Regions from separate parts of the Homo sapiens genome. Here region 2 is linked to region 1. Evidence: read pairs that join two places in POLR2A ChIA-PET (ENCODE). Cell type or tissue: GM12878. All regions are shown on one strand.

What was found. ChIA-PET counts read pairs that join two places held together with the same protein. Peaks named below come from ENCODE experiments on the same cell type or tissue, not always from the same donor. Only the 100,000 strongest peaks of a DNase experiment are listed, where the experiment ranks them.
Region 2: POLR2A ChIA-PET joins it to region 1 with 6 read pairs; 6 of 35 experiments call an interaction of 5 or more read pairs at or near these places.

What each region holds. Positions count from the first base shown.
Region 1 is chr10:101,857,938-101,860,437 of GRCh38, forward strand. The region is part of intron 24 of ARMH3 (armadillo like helical domain containing 3); the gene reads right to left. All of the region lies in intron 2 of LOC101927445 (a long non-coding RNA gene), which reads left to right. Among named protein-coding and RNA genes, the nearest start is that of KCNIP2, 15 kb to the left of the region's middle. In GM12878, no CTCF peak of the experiment used is centred here; a DNase peak (open chromatin) is centred at 1,024; H3K4me3 peaks cover 1,537 bases; H3K27ac peaks cover 2,500 bases.
Region 2 is chr10:102,043,577-102,046,076 of GRCh38, forward strand. All of the region lies in intron 1 of ARMH3 (armadillo like helical domain containing 3), which reads right to left. Among named protein-coding and RNA genes, the nearest start is that of ARMH3, 11 kb to the right of the region's middle. In GM12878, no CTCF peak of the experiment used is centred here; no DNase peak of the experiment used is centred here.

The DNA.
Region 1 (2,500 bases):
CAGAAGCAATAAAGGTCTGTCCCTAACCTTGCAATTTCAGCAGCCTAGGCAGAGCCTCTTGATGGCATTGTAACAATTATGTTAAGTGGTAGTCAGATGCTGGACAGCTTAGAAGAGGGATTCTGATAAGGGAGAAGCAAAAGCCAATTCTTCTTTCCCTAAAACCCATATTCTTCCAAATTCAAGATTAGTTAAAGCTAAACAAGAAGCACAGCACTGCAAAGATGTTCTCTAAGTAAAGATCTTGGCAGGTCACTGTTGGGTCTAGTTGTACCTGGGTGCTGAAAAGTTCCAATTAGTAGCTAGTGATAGTCAAGATGGCATAGTGGTTAAGAGCACGGCTCTAGAGTTAGCCTGCCTGGACTCATATCCTATCTTCACCAGTTAGCAGCAGGATGGAGCTGGGTAAGCCTGTTTGTTCATCTTTAAAGTGGAAATACTAATAACTTCATCATATATAGCTGGTTCTGAGGACTAAATAAGACAATGTATTGAAAGCTTTCTATGCTTGGCACACAGAAAGCACTTAAGAAGTGTAGCTATTACTACTATTTTCTTTTGCCTTGATATGACCCTATGAATAACTATTTTTTAGGGCCTGAAATTGGGAGAAGTGACCTATTTCCACAGCTTCCCTTTCAACCCCATCCATAAATAAAAAAATTCCTCTCATCTGTCCCCACCCTTTCTGGAAGACATTTGCATTCTACAGGTTTCCCAATGAGGGATTTCCTGTGGAGGAAAGAATATACTGCTTTAGGGTTCGTGCATTAGCAGGTGGACGCAGGCAGAGTGGCAGGCCCTCTCCTAGAGAAACAACATGCCATTACGACTGATTTCCTCACTGAAATCTCTCATAGCTAGATGCTTAGCACTCTGAAGGAGGCTCAGTGTGACATTATGGATTTTCATAATGTCTAACAGAGTCCTAAGAAACAACAAACAGTCAACATGTTTGCTGACTAATTTAGTAACACAGGCCCAACCAAAAAAGAAAGTAATCTCTCATCAAGGTCACGTGGTAAGATTAGAGTTAGACCCTGATGTACCTTCTGCACTGTTCTCAGCATTCTTTGACAGGCTTCAAAAGCCCTCAGAGCCAAGTCTTGCCTTTACGGAGCTAACATGCAAACTGAGGAATCAAGATAAACCACCATCAACAGGCACACCCACAGATGTAAGGACATAGAAGGTTGAGCCAGTAACACTAAGTATGGTTTGGAGTCAGCTGCTTAACTGACCAGTGAATGGGCAGCTAGATTGAGATAGTGTCACACCTTCTAAGACTGGGAAAATAAGGAACCCAAGGTTTTTTCTCTTTTGTTTACCACCTCTTCCTCTTTACATTACTGTAGTAGCTAATTGTGAGTGCAAAATTCTACACAAGTGTAGCAGGGCCCCTGAGACAGCAGCTGCAGGAAGGACCAACCATTAGCTTGGACATATCTGTGACTGACACTGACAGCCTAGACTCCATCAGGGCAATCACCTGAAAGGCAGATTCTTCAAGGCTCAGCCCTGACACTGAAATAAATAAATCCTGTACAAAAGATGAGCAAAAGATGAAACGAATGGGAGAGGATGTCACTCTACTCTCAAAATATACAAGCTATAGCTATGGTTTCTCAGAAATTATGTTTGATCCATTCTGAAATGACTTTCTGAGGTGTGTTCAATGTAGCGATGGATTCCAACTGCATAAATTCAGCTCAGCTGTGCAGTGTACTTATTAGATAACTGTCCAAAACAATCTAAGCAGAGAAACATGGTGATCTTTGAGCAGCCAGGTTCAAAGAGTTGCTGAGCCATTTTTAGCACTTGTTTGCATATAGCAACCAAAAGAGTTGTATCTCAGACAACAAGGAAAACAATTAGATTCATGAGCTCCAATGCTAACTAGTACCCAGAGGAGACTGTTAAATTCCTTTAAATGCTATCGGCTTACCCCTCTGGTCCATGGGCAGATGGAGGGTCTCAAAGAGACACAGTGACCAAGCAGACAGTTAAAAGGATAAAATATTAGAGACCCAAAAGCTTCAGGTTCAAACTCTCCTTACTGTTGAGAGATATGAAGGTTGAGCCTTTGTAAATGATCAATGTTAGTTAAGGCTAGCACTTGGACCCAAGAATAGATGGAAAAAAAACGGGGAAAGGGAATATCAGAAATGTTTTAGTAAATTATCTTAAAAAGGACATAAAAATGCTCACTATATATACCATTTCCAACACCCATTTGAGACTTCCCTCTGTAGTAACTGAGAAAAGAGGAGGGAAGAAAGAGAATGAAGTAGGTGGAGATGATATATATAGATATAGATATAGATATATAGATATAGATGAATAGTTAATATAAGGGAAGGTTCTCTGAAAAATATGTGAAATTCAAAAAATTCAGTTGGGCAACTCAGGGTATGCAGTATTTTAAAGTAGTTCAGAACTTCCACTTGATAGAGTAACTGAGAACTGGGAAACAATTCTTGTCAGATACTGGATATCAGGC
Region 2 (2,500 bases), 190 kb after region 1:
AATAAAGGAGAGAAAGAAACATTCTGTGACTATGCTATGACCCCTGTTGATCCAAGCTTTTAAATCCTTCTGGCAAAGAAGCAAATACAGCAAAGGCACAGTAATCCCACAGAAATGTCAGTTTAGGCTTTAAGGCAGTGTCTCAGACATAAGACATAGACAAATTATAAAAAAGAATCAGGCAACTTTTCAATACTAATTTCACCTACTATCAAACTTACAAATGGTTTCAAATCCCCTCAACTGAATGGTAAATCAATGAAGGCTTTTATTCCTAAACCTGAAAGACTGTTAGTCACGTGAGCTGCTGTCACTTCTCTCTGGAAGATACAAGTTATACAACTTTTTTTTGTTTTTTGAGACAGAGTCTCACTCTGTCACCCAGGCTGGAGTGCAGTGGTGCAATCTCGGCTCACTGCAACCTCCGCCTCCTGGGTTTAAGTAATTCTTGTGCCTCAGCCTTGTGAGTAGCTGGGACTACAGATGTGTGCCACCACACCCAGCTAATTTTTTTCTTTTTTTTTTTTTTTTTTTGGAGACGGAGTCTCGCTCTGTCGCCCAGGCTGGAGTGCAGCAGCGCCATCTCAGCTCACTGCAAGCTCCGCCTCCTGGGTTCACGCCATTCTCCTGCCTCAGCCTCCCCAGTAGCTGAGACACCTGGCTAATTTTGTTGTATTTTTAGTAGAGACGGAGTTTCACCATGTTAGCCAGGATGGTCTCGATCTCCTGACCTCGTGATCCACCCGCCTTGGCCTCCCAAAGTGCTGGGATTACAGGCATGAGCCACCATGCCCGGCCTTTTTTTTTTTTTTTGAGACAGAGTCTGGCTCTGTTGTCCAGGCTGGATGCAGTGACATGATCTCAGCTTACTGCAACCTCCACCTCCTGGGCTCAAGCCATCCTCTCGCTTCAGCCTCCCAAGTAGCTAGAACTATAGGTGCGCGCCACCACACCCAGCTAATTTTTTGTATTTTTTATAGAAACAGGATTTTGCCATGTTGCCCTGGCTGGTCTCAAACTCAAGCAATCCACCTGCCTCAGCCTCCCAAAGTGCTAGAATTGCAGGCGTGAGCCACTGCACCCAGCCTTAGGTTCACATTTGTAATGGACTGTCACCAAGTATCACCCTCTCTTCACATTGAGGCAAACAAAAACAATGTTATAGCTAGATGCTAAGGTAAACATCCTAAAATACTTCAACCAGTATAGAAGGAAAAGAAGAGAAGAAAAGAAAAAAGGAAGGGGAAAGAAGGAAAATGAATAAAAGTAAATGTGCACACCAGGCGTGGTGGCTCACACCTGTAATCCCAGCACTTTAGGAAGCCGAGGCGGGCAGATCACATGAGCTCAGGAGTTCGAGAACAGCCTGGGCAACATGGCAAAACCCCGTCTCTACTAAAAATATGAAAATTAGACAGGCGTGATGGCGGGAGCCTGTAATCCCAGATACTCGGGACGCTGAAACAGGAGGATGTCTTGAGCCCAGGAGGCAAAGGTTGCAGTGAGCTAACATCACTGCATCCAGCCTGAGCAACAGAGCCAGCCCTTGTCTCAAAAAAAAAAAAAAAAAAAAGAGCGAAACAAAAGTAAATAGTTTAGGGGGAAAAATATGTACAGATCCGACATTTATTCACTCATTCATTCGACAAATTTTTTTTGAGTACCTTTTGGGCACAAGCACTGGGAACACAGCAGTAAACATGACAGAAAAGATCCCTGCTCTCACAGAATTTTCATTCCAGTAGAAGGGAAACAGACAACAAATAAGATAAACTGAGACAGTGATAAGGGCCCTGAAGACAAATTGCAAAGGGGACTACTCTCAACTGAGAGATTAAAGTAGGCCTCTTTGAGGAAATGGCACTTGGGCTAAGATCTGGAATAACAGGAAGAAACCAGGCAAGTAAAAATCTTGAGAAAATTGTTCGAGATGGAATGTCAAGTGCAAAGACCTCAAGATTTGAATGCACTTGGCGTGTTCAGGAAACAGAAATGCCACCGTGCCTAAACAGAGCATAAACATTCCTTTTCTGAAATGTTTTTGTAAAGTTTATTAAAGTGGGTCTTTTGTGTTTGTGAATTTTTTTAATATATAAGAAGAATCCAAATATCCATCAGCAGTAAATGGGACAATTATGATACAGTCATACAATAGAATACCACATAGAAATTTACAAGAGCCTATTACTGATACATGAAGCAATGTGAGTAAGTTACATAGAAAATATTGAATGAGGGCCAGGCGCGGTGGCTCACACCTGTAATCCCAGCACTTTGGGAGGCCGAGGTAGGTGGATCACTTGAGGTTGGGAGTTCGAGACCAGCCTAACCAACATGGAGAAACCCCATCTCTACTAAAAATACAAAAATTAGACGGGCATGGTGGCGCATTCCTGTAATCCCAGCTACTCAGGAGGCTGAGGCAGGAGAATCGCTTGAAGTCAGGTGGAGGAGGTTACAGTGAGACGAGATCGCACCATTGCACTCCAGCCTGGGCAAC